Linked DNA regions of Mus musculus: region 1 is linked to region 2. A link is a loop called in an ENCODE intact Hi-C map of the cell type or tissue named here. Cell type or tissue: heart. All regions are shown on one strand.

Region 1 (8,000 bases), 340 kb before region 2:
TATCAATTTTTTTAAAATATAATCAAATACAACTCATCTTCAAATAATTCCAGTACAATACATAATTAATAAGAGAACATATTTTCATGCACTCATTGGACAAGTGTCTATCAACTGTCCAGTATAATACTATAAAGCACCCTAGAAGCAGGCAAGATGACTAAGAAGGAGCTTGCCACCCACATTCCAAGCTTTAAGCCCTGGAAACTGAAAAGCTTCTGCAAGGCTAAAGACGCCATCAATAGGACAAAATGGCAGCCTATAGAATGGGAAAAGATCTTCACCAACACTATAGCTGACAAGAGGACTAATATCCAAAATATAAAAAGAACTTGAGAAATTAGACACCAACAAACCAAATCACCCAATTTAAAAATAAGGTACAGAGCTAAACAGAGAATTCTCAATCTCTTAATGGCCAAGAAGTGCTTAAGGAAATGTTCAATGTCGTTAATCATCATGGAAATGCAAATCAAAACGACTCTGAGATTCCATCTTACACCCATCGATGGCTAAAATAAAAAACTCAAGAAATAGCACACGAAGCCGGGTGTGGTGGTGCACGCCTTTAATCCCAGCACTCAGGAGGAAGAGGCAGATGGATTTCTGAGTTCGAGGCCAGCCTGGTCTACAAAGTGAGTTCCAGGACAGCCAGCGCTATACAGAGAAACCCTATCTCAAAAAAAAAAAAAAAAAAAAAAGAAAAAGAAAAAGAAAAAGAAAAAAGAAAAAAAAAGAAAGAAAAGAAAAGAAAAGAAAAAGAAAAGAAAAGAAATGAGAAATAGCATATGCTGGCGAGGATGTGGAAAAAGAAGAATTCCATTGCTGGTGGGCATGCAAAACTATTACAACCACTCTGGAAATCAATGTGTTAGTTTCTCAGAAAACTGAGAATAGTTCTACTCCAAGACCCAGCTATATATGCCACTCCTGGGCATATACCAAATGATGCCCCCATCATACCACAAGGACACTTGCTCAACTACATTCATAGCAGCTTTACTCATAATAGCCAGAAACTGGCAACAACCTCAATGTCCCTCAACTGAAGAATGGATAATGAAAATGTTGTACATCTACACAATGGAATACCACTCAGCTACTAAAAACAAAGACATAATGAAATTTACAGGAAAATGGATGGAACTAGAAAATATCTTAAGTGAGGTAACCTAGACCCAGAAAGACAAGCATGGTATGTACTCATAAATGAATATTAGCCATAAAGTACAAAATAAACATGCTACAATCCACAGACCAAAGAAACTAAGTAATAAAGAGTGCCCAAGGGAAGATGCATGACTCACTCAAAAGGGAAAATAATATAGAGATGGATGGAGGCAGGGAACTGGGTGGGAGAGGGGAGGAGAACAGAAATGGGGATTGGGTGTGGGAAGAGTGGAGGATGCATAGGGTTGGCTGGGAAAGTGAACAGAAACTGGTGGGGGGCATCTCTGGGGCTAGCTAGAGAACTGGGGTGGGGTGGGGCACACAACACTCCCTGGAGTCTATGGGGGTGACCCTAGCTGAAACTCCTAGCAGTAGGGTATATGGAAACTGAAGTGGCCACATCCTATCAGACAGGACCCCTAGTGGAATGATAAGGATACCAACCCATTCACAAAACCTGAAATTAGCCCTGCCTACATACACAAGATGTACAGAGATAAAGATAGAGCGATGGAGCAGAAATTGAGGAAACAGCTTACCAATGACTGGCCCAACTTGAGATCCACCCCATTCAAGAGAGCCAATCTCTGACACTATTATTAATACTCTGCTATGCTTGCCAATAGAACCTACTATAACTGTCTCCTGAGAAGCTTCATCCAGCAACAGATGGAAACAAACTCAGAGATCACAGTCAAATATCAGACAGAGCTCAGGGACTCTTGTCTAAGAGTAGAGGATAGAATGAATCAGGAGGTGCTACACACACTCCGAGAGGCCTGGAAGCACTCACAAGGCAAAGAGTTTCAAGGAATCCCAACCTCCTGGTATCTTGGCATTCTCATAACCCATATACTCATACCCTATCCCCACGTTAGTCTGGTGTATGGATCCATGTGTTCTCTTTTAGTATTATTTTATTATAAGTGCCTTTAAAGATTGAATTCTGACATAACTAAGCCTTCGCCAGTGTTCCGACATCCCAAAAAATCCTTGAAGCCGACAAACTTGGAATTCAGTAAGAAGGTTATCTATTCAGTAACATTCAAATTTACTTCTAATTCACACTGGCCTAGGGAATAGGTGGGTTTACCATGAAAGAGTTAGGGAATCCCCGAGACAGGTTTCTTCACTAGGTCCAAAAGAAACAACATAATCAGGCATTTACTAAGAACCCCTAGTGGTGGGCTTAACAATAAATAGACTAGCATTACACCAGGCTCCCTTCTTAGTGGCAGTGGCCTGGTCCCTGCCTTCTTTTGATGTATACATTCCTTATGTTTTGTGTCACTGTAACTCGGTGGATGTATCTCGCCTTGGTTCTTGTTATTCTTCTGTATAAAAAGTTCGATGCTCGACTAAACTGTCTTTTCATACATGTTAAGCATGCATAAACACACACACAACTACATGATAGAAACCATCAACGAAGGTTTTCTTTCAAAGATAAATTGAACTGCTGAGTTAGGGAGGAAATAGGGCATAGTAATCATACAAAACTTGGAATGAATATCAAGTGTGTCAAGAGACATAAAGTGGCAAGTCGTGGCCCACATCAAACATTCAAAGCTGGCACCTTTTAAAATATGATTGCCTTGTATAAAGCTTTATCATTAACAGGTGTCCCATAAATATTAGACTCTTCACATAAAATAGTATTTCGAAATTAATACTCGAGGTTTTCCAGACCATCAAGACTGGCTTGTACAATAGTCATGAGTATTTGGAAGACTGAAAAACGGGAAAAGGCTGAAATGTAGAAATGAAGGAATCTCTTCCGGGGGGGGGGGGGGGGAGCAGGCACGGATGGATGAGCTTACGACGTGAACCAGTAACAGTCCAGTTACTTCCACTACCAGTACACCAGCACACCTGATTTGTTACCTGTGCAGCTTTTAAGCCACCCCAGACAAGCCCCACCCCACCCAGACAGGCGGGACTAGGCACCCGCTACCCGATCCCTCCGCACCCCTCACAAGCCTCCGCACCCCTCACAAGCCTCACCCCACCCCACCCCGACAAGCCGGATATGCACCCGGTCCAGCACAGGGCGAGCGACGCATCGCGCAGGCCCGATCCAGACCCGCACTTACCAGATGGAACGAGGCCATGGTTCCGGCCCACTAGGTCAAACGGAGGCCTGAGAGGGAAACCCAAGCCGGCCAGGGTTCCAGGAGGGTTAGAGTAAGATTGCGGACGGAGGCGTCCCCAGAGCTGCGCGACCCGCACTTAACACTCAGCCGTAAATAAACAGCAGCCACCAAGAAAAATAAATGAATAAAAGTCAAACGAGCCACGCCTGCGCACAAGCCTAGCTTAGCCGGCCGTTAATTGGCGTTTTTTAAAGACTCCGGCTCTTGTTCCCGCCCATTCGCCTGTTACTCACCTATCAACCCGCCTTTCTCAGTTCGCCCCGCCCTCCTGCCCAGCGCGCCTTGCTCTTCCGCCCGCGTCTCAACCTCCCACTCATCGCCCCGCCTCTCACCCGTCGCCACGCCTTTCACCAGTCGCCACGCCTCTCACCCTTCGCCACTCCCCTCGCCGGTCGCCACGCCTCTCACCCTTCGCCACTCCCCTCGCCGGTCGACTTGTCCGGGCTTTGTGTGGACTCTCCTGTTCTACTTTCTTCAGACAGTTTGTTGCGTCTATGACTGCTCGTATTTAGAAAGCAGGTGTTGAGCACCACCTGTGCTCCTTGAGATAAATGTATAATACATCCCAGCAGTTCTACTACGGATTAATAGGTAATACTTAAAAAGGATTACAGGTAGAAATTGCTGGCGTTTTGAGCAGAGTACACTACGCAGATTCGTCAGCTGCAACCCGCCCATCTATACAGTATCTCTGAAAATAGTAATGCTATTCTTTTTTCAAGTATTTAAAAATTATTTATGAAGCAAAGGCATAAATTATATATGCATATCAGTAGAACGAACATAATGTTTTTAAGAGAAAGTGACTGCTTCTGTCTTATGCGAAAATTAAGGTAATGACCCCAATTGGAAAACAAGGAAAATACACCGATGTGTATTTTGTCCTGTCCACGTGACTCTAGGTCGCAGCCTGTAGCTGCTCTATTTCCTTAGGAGACAGAATGCCATAAATACATACATACATACATACATACATACATACAGAAGGAAGGAAAGAAAAGAGAGAGAGTCTGCAGGGATGGAGCGATGGCTCAGTGGTCAAGAGCGCTTGCTGCACTTTTAAAGGAGCAAAGTTCGATTCCCAGCACCCACAAAGCAACTCAACCGTTTGTAGCTCCAGTTCCAGGGGATCTGACACCTATTCCGGCCTCAGCTAGCAAAAAGCACGCACGTGATGTCCTCGCAGGCAAGCAGACAAAACAATCATACCTATAAAGTGAATAAATCTCTTTTTAGTGTAGATTATTTTAGAATGATGGGGCTCCATATGAGCTGAATGTGCTCATGATTGCAGCGACGCTTGCCCGGCTCGCCAGTCAGATCCGCCAGAGGGCAGCAGAGGTGCTGCAAACTTACTTATTTATCATATTCTCCAATGGGAAGCTACAGAGTCCAGGCAAACTGTACAACAGCTACGACTCGATAAATCTCCAAGAGGAGTCAGCCGACCCTGGCGGCTGAAACGGAGACTTTCTCCTGCGTTGAAAATCATTTTGAGACGGTTGTCCTCGGTTGCAACACGACACTTTGTGGGAATTTTGAACAAGACCTGTGACCAAAATGAAAGGGCAAGATGCTTGAGTTGCTCAACATGCAGACGCTGTTTGCTGAAAAAGCAGTTGAGAGTGAATCGACTCTAGAGAATCACATCAAAACGTTCAGAGTAAACATGGGGGTTTTTGCTTTGGTGCCTTTGGAACCAACAAGCATCAGGAAGCTGTTGCTGTCCAGGAGAATAAACAAAGTTGGCAATGAGGGTTTGAGTCTCTCAGCTGCTCAAGACACAGAGAGACCAGCCCTAATACACAGGGTGTGACCTCTCAGGTAGGTGATGGCATCCAGGATGACTTGCAAGTTGATCGCCTTCCACCTTCCTTCGAATTGTGCTGATGCTGCCCAACCTGGAATAGTTGAAAATATTCTGCCCCGCTCCCCACAGAGGATGAAGCTCGAGAAAGTCCAAGTGGAACTTCCAGAAAGGTATCATCAGAAGAAATACTGAGGATGATCAAACAGGACAGCCAGTGGGGCTTTTTGTCGTCAAAATGCTAACATCCCACAGGGAATGAGGAGAGGAGAGCAGAGCCCACCAGGCCGAACGCATCTGATTTCTAAGACCCTCATCAAGTTCACAGCCCAGAAAGGCATAAAGGGGAAAGTGTGCTGGGACCTGAAACTCTCACTCCACCCCTCAACCCCACCCCTGCACATCATGAAAACCAGCCTGGTGGAGCACTTTACCTGCCTAGCTTATAGCAACGGCCACACACAGAGCATAATCTCTGATTCTGTGAAGGCAACAATAACTGCGTGTGTGGTTACCCTTGCCTTGCGCATAAATGACTTCCAGATTTCCCTGATAGTGTTACAGGCAAAATGGCACACTATGTCCTAAATTTGGATCATCTGCAGATACTTGTTCATTCAAAATGACCCTAGAGGGTTTTCGGAGGGGAAACGAGGAAAGGGGTTATAACATTTGAAATGTAAATAAAGAAAATATCCAATAAATTTAAAAAAAAAATGACCCTAGGAAACCATAAATGATAAAATGCCAAACTTTATCTCACAGGTAGTACATAAAAATAAAAGCGTGTTAAAGAGAGAAAACACAAAGAAAAAAATGCCAGCAACCTTATGGGGCAGAAATTGTAGCTGGATTAGGGGAAATTTTATTATATTGAAAAATACGTTGAGAAGAGCAAAATGTAATCTCATTATGGGACACTTCTGGTGTTACAATAAAATTTCAATAATTCTATAGCCAATGAAGGAATTATTAAAAAGACTGTAATCAGTCATTCCTATTAAAGCCCATGCGCCATCCAGCATTTAACAGCTTAGACAATCTTGGAAGGAATGGTAAAACAGTGGCTCTGGGGCAGGTTTAGAGGACCAGGGTCAAAAAAAATCAACAACAACAACAACAAAAACAGTGCAATTAAAGCTACACTAAAACACTAAAGCAGTTCTGAGGCAAATCGAAAAATTAGGAACCTGATAATAATGTTGGCCTCTAAAGAACATAAAGGAAATGCAATCAGGAAGTCACCGGAGTTACAAAACTGCCACCTCACGGAAGGCTCCGTGAATGCTAGGCCACACCAAGGCTGACCACCTCATACCTAACACTAACTGATGCCCCCTGGCTAAGTTGTCAGCATCCATGAAGCTAGTGACCAGACACTGTACCCTCCCACCCTGTTACCATGGAAAAGTCAGACACCTATGACTCATCCCTGCCCTTTCTTTGGGAGGAAAAAAAGCAAAGGCAGCAGTAAGAAATGATTGTGCTTCTCTTCTGCCTGCTTCTACAGATAAGAGCCTCACTCTGGGAACAGGGGAAATGGCTGTGAAACAGTGAAGCTTCAATCCACGGTTTCCTCCAGCAGGACCAACTGAATGATCTCAAAGGAACAATAAAGACTTGAATCTTGTATATGTTGGGTTTGTAGTGGTAAAAATATATTTTCTAAAAATTTGACTCATACAATAACATAACTATTATTCTAGCCCCAAAGTATCTATCATTCTGAATTCTTAGTTTCTGTTAAAGCTAACTGTAGCTTGCGATTGTCCTGATTTGGGAACTGGTGTTCTGGATCTATTTGCCCTCTGGGTTAGACTTTTCAACAGTGTAACCAAGCACTTGAGGAAACAACGTAACGGGAAGGGTTTTATTTTGCTCCCGGTTTCAGAAGTGTCAGTTCATGATAACAGAGGGGATATGGCAGCAGACACACAAACCACAGAAGCCAGGGAGCAGCCACACCCCCTTTTATTCCATCCTGGCTCCTTGGTATGTGCGAGGGAGTCGTCCCCTCTTAGTTAAGCTTCCCTGTAAATGTCCTCATAGACATATCCGGGAGTGTTCTTTACTAATCTAGGTGCTCCACGACCAGTTGTCAATCAAGAACCACAAGCTCAGCTGGGTGTGGCGGTGTACATCTTTGATCTCAGCACAGGCAGGCAGATAGATCTTCTGGAGTGCAAGGCCACCACCCTGGCTTACAAAGTACGTTCCAAGTCAATCAAGTTGCATAATGAGACCCTGTCTTCAAAAGGGGGAAAGGGAGATCCATAACCTCCCATATTATTCTACATATATAACAAGATACATTCTAAAATAGTAGGAACGTATAGCTAAGAGGAGCTCTTAGCAGCTAAGAGTAATTCTTCATTCAATACTTAAAATGCTAAGGCTAGCAAATTAAATTCTTAAACAGTGATTCTTCCTCTTTTTTTTTCCTGACCCAAATACTTCAGGAAAGCATGTTTTGATTTTTTTAAAAAGGCTCACTGTGTCAATAATTACAGGGTAAAGGGCAAGGGAAGAAACCCTACAATGAGTACCTAGGAATCCCTGGGATCCTATTACAACCATTTCCATTTTCTCTACTGAAAATACTTTCATCCTACCAGAGTCAATAAAAACTGACTGGAACTGAGACTGTGTGACTTGTAATTCATTCAAATATTCCAACTTATGGATAAAATTAAAGCTGTTTTTCCCCCCAGTTATGTGTTGTAAACACATATGCATGCATACACACCACACACACATGCACATATATATTTATTTTTATGTTTCATATTTATATGCAATATATTAACATATTTTATATCAGTGAAACATTTATATATTATATATTGTTTTATATATTTATACATGTTATT
Region 2 (8,000 bases):
GGTACAGAGCTAAACACAGAATTCTCAACAGAGGAATCTCAAATGGCTGAGAAGCACTTAAAGAAATGTTAATCATCAGGGAAATGCAAATCAAAACGACCCTGAAATTCTACATTACACAATCAGAATGGCTAAGATTAAAAAAACAAAACAAAACAAAAAAAAACCCTCAAGGGCCACTACATGCTGGTAAGGATGTGGAGAAAGAGGAACACTCCTCCATTGCTGGTGGGATTGCAAGCTGGTACAACTACTCTGGAAATCAGTCTAGCAGTTCCTCAGAATTTTGGAAATAGATCTACCTGAAGACCTAGCTATACCACTCCTGGGAATAAACCCAAAAGATGCTCCACTGATACCACAAAGACTCATAGCAGTCTTATAGGTGATAGTCAGAAGCTGGAAACAACCCAAATATTCCTCAACTGAAGAATGACTACAGAAAATGTGGTTCATTTACACAATGGAATACTTTTCAGCTACCAAGAACAAAGACATTATGAATTTTGCAGGTAAATGGATGGAAGTAGAAAATATCATCTAGAGTGAGTTAACCCAGACCCAGAATGACATACACGGTATAAGTGGATATTAACCAAAAACCCATGATACAACTCACAGATTGTAGGACGGTTAACCAGAGAAGGAATTCCTAAGCATGGATATCTGAAACTCACTTAAAAGGGGAACAAAACAATTATGGGAGGCAGAGGGAGGAAGGAACCTGGTGGGAGATGGGAGGGGAAAAGGAGGGACAGGATTAGGTATGTCGAGAGAAAGGAGGGATACACAGAGGGCCAGAAGTGTTGTATACCAGCCCGCGGCCTACTTGAACTGGGTACACCTGGGAGGCAGGCTGGGGCTGAAAGAGACTAGACTGCGAGAGAAATTAATGGAGACCAAGACACGATTCTGTTCAAGGCCCGCCAGTTTACTGAGTGTGCTTATAAGGGGGAAGGCCCATCCCCCACCAATCCTTTCTTGGAGCCAGTCAGTAGGAGAGGATGTTCCTCTGGAATATCTCCTTGGCCTCTCAGCAGGTAGCAGTGTCTTGGAGGTGCAGTGGCCTCTGGTGGAACAATAGAGCCATCTAGGCAGGAAGGCTCCACCCTAGGTAATCTCTTCAGTGGCAGCAAGGTCAAGGTCTGGATCAGCCTGTTTCAGGCTGGGAGAGGTTACACAGAAGAATGACTAATGTGAATCTTTGAGTAGTAGGGAGCAGGAGAAACCTCTAGAAAGTCCCAGAGTCCTGGGATGTGAGAGGCTACCTGGACTCAATGGGTAAGACATTAGCCCAACAATGAGGAGATTTAACAGGAAGAGATCACCTCCAGTAGACAGGCACTATCCCTAGTTAAGGCAGGGGCCTGTTCACCCATCTTCAAAAATTTTAACCCAGAACTGTTCCTATCTAAAATAAATGGAGAGGCAAAAATGGAGTAGAGACTGAAGGAAAGGCCATCCAGATTGGCCCAACTTGGGATCCATCCCGTGCACACATACCAATTCCTGACACTATTACTGAGACCATATTGTATATGCAGACAGGAGTCCTCTGAGAGGCTCTATCAACAACTGACTGGGACAAAGGCAGATACTTACAGCCAACCGTTAGATCGAGATTGGGGACCAATATGGAAGAGATATGGGGAAGGACTGAAGGAGCTGAAGGGGACTGCAGCAGTGTCAACTAACCTGGACCCCTCAGAGCTCCCAGAGACTAAGCCAAAAACCTAGGAGCATACATGAGCTGGTTCATGGCCCTGGGCACATGTATAGCAGAGAACTGCATTGGATGGCCCCAGTGGGAGGGGATGAGTTTAATCCTATGGAAACTTGATACCCCAGAGAAGAGGTAGGGGTGGGTGGGCAGGAGGGTGAACACCCTCTCAGAGGTGGAGTGAAGGAAGCAGGAGGATGGGGTAAAGAATTTGGGGAGGGGGACCAGGAAGGGAGGCAACTTTTGGAATGTAAATAAAATAATTTAATTAAAAAATATATGCTTTTGAAAAAAATCTTAGTTTTCTATAGTAAACAAAGCAGTGTGATCAAAAAGGAAGCTGATCTCAGAAAGGAAGAACGGTGGGACAAAAGAGGATGTGTTCATGAGGGTCAGAGTCCCAGAGCAGTAGCAAAAGACAAACTCTGCTGATTGGCACGGGGCTGATTTTCAGGCAAAAGTCATATCAATGCTATTTTGATGGAAGGGAACCAAATTATGGAATCACACAACTTGGTGAAAACTCACTAAGTGAGTATCACAAGGAGATCTGAAGGCTGGGAGGCCAGCAGTGTGAAAGTGGGTGGACATGGGTAATAGCAGTGACTAGTTGAATCATCTTCTGAAGGACATTACTTACTAGATTACAGTCAACTTGGTACTAGATGTTTCATAAAATCAATAAAACGACTCCATTACAGCTAGCAGGGGTGAGTGTTGCTTTATGAACCTTCAGTCTAAGTTATTACTTAGGTATTTCACTGTATGTATGTATGTATGTATGTATGTATGTATGTATGTATGTATGTATGTGATTATGACAATAAAATATTGTTTCTTCCTGTGTATTATAATCAAGCTAAATGAATTGGCAGAAATCCTGCCCTCATGATCTCTCTCCACACAGTGAGCTCAGAGTATACCTTTCTGCCTGAAATGTGCTGTATGGCACCAAGGGAGGATTTTAATGATATTTTTATTCTTTGCAAGTTTTGCACATTTCTATAATGTGTAGTTATCATACCCACCCACAACTATCTTCCTTCACCTCCCCCTACCTGCTTTTCTCCTCAGCTTCACATCCTCTGGGGATTTAACTTAAAGTCTCCCACTTGAAAGAGATAGAAACTCTCCAAGCTAACTTGGATGAGCCTGAATCAGAAGCAGCTACTGACAAGTATTGTTCGTTCATCCATCCATTGCTGCTTGACAACTGTACTGTACATTTTGAATACTCAATGTCACTTCTTTGAGTTTCTGATATTTCTAAAAGTGATCAACTGCCTTCAAAATAGCAATTCTTCTGGGACACAATTTCATCCCTTGGAGGATATTTGCTAATGTGTAGAGCTACTTTTGGTTATCAAAATTTGTGGGAAAGGGGTGCTACAGACATGTAAGAAGACTTGCTGAATCCTCTGAACTGGTTAGCTCCTTACAATCAAGACTAGTTCCAGACAAAGCTTCAATAACACCAGGGCTAAGAAACCTTGTTTTCTAAAGAATTACCCTAACTAGTTATCTAAAGAGTGTGATTATTTTGTTGGATTTTTTTATTTTCTGAGATAAAGTCTCCCACAACCCAGTCTGGCTTCCAGTTTCCTGAGTAGCTGAGAATGACCTAGAATTTTTTTATGAGAATTTTTAAAAAATCTTTTTTATTGGGTATTTTCTTTATTTACATCTCAAATGTTATCCCCTTTCCTGGTCCCCCCCTCCCGAAACCCCCTATTCCATACCCCTCACCTGCTTCTATGAAGCGTTCTTGCACGCACCCACCCACTCCTGCCTCCCCACCCTAGAAATCCCCTACATCAAGCCTTCACAGGACCAAGGGCCTCTCCTCCCATTGATGCCCGACAAGGCCATCCCCTGCTACATATCCAGGTGGAGCCATGGGTCCCCTCATGTGTACTCTTTGGGTGGTGGTTTAGTCCATGGGAGCTTTGGTTGTTTGATATTTTGTTCTTTCTATGAGGTTGCAAACCCCTTCAGCTCCTTCAGTCCTTGCCCCAACTTCTCCATTGGGGTCCCTGTGCTTAGTCTGATGGTTGACTGCAGGCATCTGCATCTGTATTTGTCAGGCTCTGGCAGAGCCTCCCAGGAGACAGCTATATAAGGCTCCTGTCAGCAAGCACTTGTCGGCATCCACAATAGTGTCTGGGTTTGGTGTCTGTATATAGGATGGATCCCCAGGTGGGGCAGTCTCTGAATGGCCTTTCCTTTAGTCTCTGCTCTACACATTGTCTCCATATTTGCTCCCGTGAGTATTTTGTTCCACTTCATCAGTTGAAAGACTTTCTGAACACAGACTCAGAGAGACTGTATATGCTCTGATCACCAACTTTATTAGATTTAAAACATTATTTGTTCCCATACAACCATGAATGAAATGCTGCAGCAGACAGTTTGGAGCGCATTATTTACAACTCTAAGACCACTTTCTGAATCTTAGCATTAGAAACACAATCATAGTTAACCACTGTAATGCAGAAAATTTATGTGAGAATTTATTACATATATGAAGAAAGAACCTTGCTTTGAAGTGAGTAGTGGTAGTAAGAGTTTCCTAGTTTGAAAACTGATCCAATAGCACTTAGTGAGAAATGTCCTAGGTACACCGATTCAATAAATACAGCAGCCATAAACAAACTTTGCAAGGAAAGAGGGCATGTGAATTTGACAACTAAGGATGCAAATTGCATATAACTTTGTTAAGCTGTTTTATATACCTTAACTTGAAAATTTAGACATCTCACAGGCAAGAAATTATCCAATAAAGCCTTCTTTAGGTCTATTGTGGGCAACAATGTTTCACTTTCCTGATGCCTTCATGAGTCTGTTTGTTTTTACTTCCTGGACATAAATTCCCTGTAGTTTTCCATTATTTGACCTTAAGATAATGCTGGACAAAAATCTCCCCCTGGCGACCAAAATATGTAAGTGCGCATTCAAAATATCTTGTACACCTATCCTGGAACAGCTCAGTCATCATCCCTGTCAATTTTTCAGGATAAAAATTATATATTGATCAAGTACCATTAATCAGTATTTCTCTTATGTATCTCTATGCCATCGGGATGGTGATATGAGTGTTGTATACATGGTAGTGTTTCTAAAAATCATAAAAAAAAAAACAGAAAAAATTCCCAGCAAAGTTTAAACTAACTTCACTTTATTTTGCCACCAAATTTTGATATAATCGTCCCTTCTAAATTCCCTGATATGCATTTAGAAGTAACAAACTTATTTCCTGTGGTGGAAAAAACTGGAAAATCTAGAAGAAATGTAAAGAAGACAAAAAGATGTGTATGAACTCTAGATAAATCAAAGGGACTTGTATGAGCACCTTGACGTCTCTGAAGATTCAAAGCGTTTTTTACTTGAAGGGTACCCAGAAAAAACACATTCTAAAACTCTCCCAGGCCATCTGTAAAACCACATAATGCATCCCATGCACCCTTGCTTTAAAGAGATGAAGGATCTTTACTGCATTTTTCAATGATAAATCAGCCTACACCTTCACAAATATGCGATTCTGAAATAAATCATGTGTTTCACATTGCTAGGTCCAGCCATTTAATCTCATTTCATTGTGCCAATGCCACCAAATGGATGTCTGAATTCTTACATGCATATAACCGACACGCTACGGTTTTCTTTAACATCTATCTGTAGCGAGTTAGAGACCCGTTTTCGAAGCAATCCAGTGTCGGTAATAAGTCACTTGTGTGTACACCCCAGGCTTGTTCTTTTGACCACAGTTGTCTCCCCAGCTCACAATTCCAATGAGATACCAGGTATCTTTGTTGTCTCTTATAACCAATGGTCCCCCAGAATCACCCTGAAAATAAACGAGAAAAACAACTGGCTAAACAGTTTATCATTTACAAAAGTTTGATGAATCACTTATTTATTCTAAGCATGTGTATAGATTACCAACACTAAATAAGAAAGTAATGCCCAATACATACAAGCATTAGACCAGTACAGTAGAAAATGCTCAAACATAGCAATATGAGACAAAAAAAAATCTCCAAATTACAATTGAGGTCATTTTGTGTTGTCCATCTACTGCTGGACATGAGATGAGATCTGACCTGAAGTGTGGTTTGTATACCAATGAAACTCTGTTGAGGCAAGTAGTTTTTCCTTTGGGATCTGTTGTCAAATGGAGATAGCTTCTCTCACCTAGTATGTTATGTAGTGATCTGAATATCACCTTAAGAACCACGTCCAACCCTGCCCTCCCCAGTGTGCCTGGTAGTGATTACAACTGGAATCTTTATTAGATCAAACTCTTAGCTGAGCTCCAACCAGAAACAAAATTGCAAATCTGCACTAAGTTGTGAGCATTTACTTTTTGGCAGGCGGGATTTCTCATCAACAGTTCTGATGCTTTTTGGTTTGTGCTTGGATCTTGTTTACTGAGATGTTTGGTGGAGAAATCCTCACTTTTACTCGTTCTCTTTCTCCTTCTTCTTCCCCTCCTCTATGTTAGGGGACATTTATTGAATTCTAGATAAGCATTTGGTGATATAAGGAAACCAAGTTGATGTTTGTGTGTTGTGGATTGTCCTTGTGCTGTTTGTATTTCGGTGCTAATTCTGCTTCCTTAAAAGGGGCTGCCACGACTAAGAGTGGTTCACATAGTCAGGTGATTCCATGTGAACCTTCCCCATTTTAACTCGGAAATAAGGACAGCAAGAAGCCAATCCTTAGGCAGAGAATAAGGCTGGATTTCTGGGTCCCAGGAGGAAGAGGAAAAGGAAGAGGAAGAGAAAGAGAGAGAGAGAGAGAGAGAGAGAGAGAGAGAGAGAGAGAGAGAGAGAGAGAGAGAGAGAGAGAGAGAAGGCTGTGGAGCAAATAGGAAATAACAGACTTGTAATTCCCAGGGACTGATAGTTTGTAGCTGTCTGGTGTTTTCCATCCCCTGTGACTAAGGTGAGCAGGAGAAAGGGCATAGCTGCAGAACAGCCATTAGAGGTTTATCGAAGCTAGCGGGGGTGGGGGGTGGGGGTGGGGGGCTGAGTGAGACAGCTGGCACTGGGCAGGGAACAAACTGAGACCAGATTGGCTTGGGAAATCTAGCCATCGGTGCTGGGTGAGACTGCCGTTGCCTTCACTGGGCAAAGAGAAAGTGTGCATTTTAAAATTATATGCTACATGGATGCTTGTAATTGTGTATTATCAGATGCTCTGAAGCCCTGATCATGTACCCGGGTTACCATGCCTGTTCTCCAGCACTTGAGCCACTTTTTTTCAGCGACTTTTTCTATGAGTAGGGGCTTTCTTATACTTCGTTGAGTCCAATTCCAGTGAGTCCTCTGGTCCACAAATCTTTCCACGGGTCTCTGAATTATCATCCCCCGTCTGCTCCAAGCCTTCTGGTGAGCTTCCGCTCACTTCTTCCCATCTCTTCCTTAAATTATAGCGGTCTCCTTCCACACTCTTGGCAACAGAGGTTAGCTATGGATTAGATCCCACTCTGGCCTGACCTGTGTGTTACAAACTTTTGTTCTTTTTCTTTCCTCCCCCACCCTAACACTTGTTCATTCTGTGTCATTTGTGGATTTGTGGGCAGGGCCTTTTGTCACCCCATGCTACCAAAAGTCTCATCATTTCACCGAGTAGATTTACCTCTTTGATATTTACAAGGGTTTCATCTCAAAAGAATTCTTGCATGTGGAAAGAAACAGACTCAGATCTTCATCAGAAAACACACACAACACACAGATTCTGGAAGACTGGGAGAGATGTCATGAAGAACAACAGTAGGATACTGACGGGTATACCTAATCAAGCTTTGCACCCCATTAAATAGCCCTCTCACCTGCCATTCTGCTTCTGCTTTTTTGGGGTTACCGACTACAAATTACAGTAACTGGTCATGTTATAAATGTAGACGTCTTCACAGTTGTAAGTATTCTCTCTTTCTTTTTCTGTAACTGCATAATAAGTGCTACTTATTTTTTAGGTCTCATTAAAGTATCATTTCTCTGATGTTTGTTCCAAAAAAAAAAAAAAACAAACATTTTCTTGAAGGGGAGACTACTTCTTTTCTATTATATTCTAGAGCTTCCGCAGTTCACTGTACATGATTGCTGCCTTTGTAATTTGTGAGCCTGTTGTGTAAGGCAACATTACAAGACTTATCCTAAGAGCTTCTGGACTAAGACATTTACATTTTGTGTTTGATAAGGTCAAAGAAGCCTTTGCTTGTTTCAGGTTGTTCAATAAGAAAACACTTAAGAGTCCTTAGGTGCTATGATACTAACAC

Evidence for each region. A loop is a pair of places that touch in the nucleus more often than their neighbours do. Peaks named below come from ENCODE experiments on the same cell type or tissue, not always from the same donor. Only the 100,000 strongest peaks of a DNase experiment are listed, where the experiment ranks them.
Region 1: a loop joins it to region 2, with 11 times the contacts of the local background. A loop is called at or near these places in 5 of 42 quality-filtered maps.

Annotation. Positions count from the first base shown.
Region 1 is chr5:86,062,065-86,070,064 of GRCm38, forward strand. Cenpc1 (centromere protein C1) reads right to left here and starts at 3,519. Exons shown (of 19, transcript NM_007683.4): 1 at 3,264-3,519. The coding sequence starts at 3,281. In heart, no CTCF peak of the experiment used is centred here; DNase peaks (open chromatin) are centred at 3,587 and 4,657; H3K4me3 peaks cover 3,394 bases; H3K27ac peaks cover 2,172 bases.
Region 2 is chr5:86,406,360-86,414,359 of GRCm38, forward strand. Tmprss11a (transmembrane protease, serine 11a) reads right to left here. Exons shown (of 9, transcript NM_001033233.2): 9 at 4,051-5,564. The coding sequence ends at 5,403. Among named protein-coding and RNA genes, the nearest start is that of Tmprss11d, 37 kb to the left of the region's middle. In heart, a CTCF peak has its summit at 4,652; no DNase peak of the experiment used is centred here.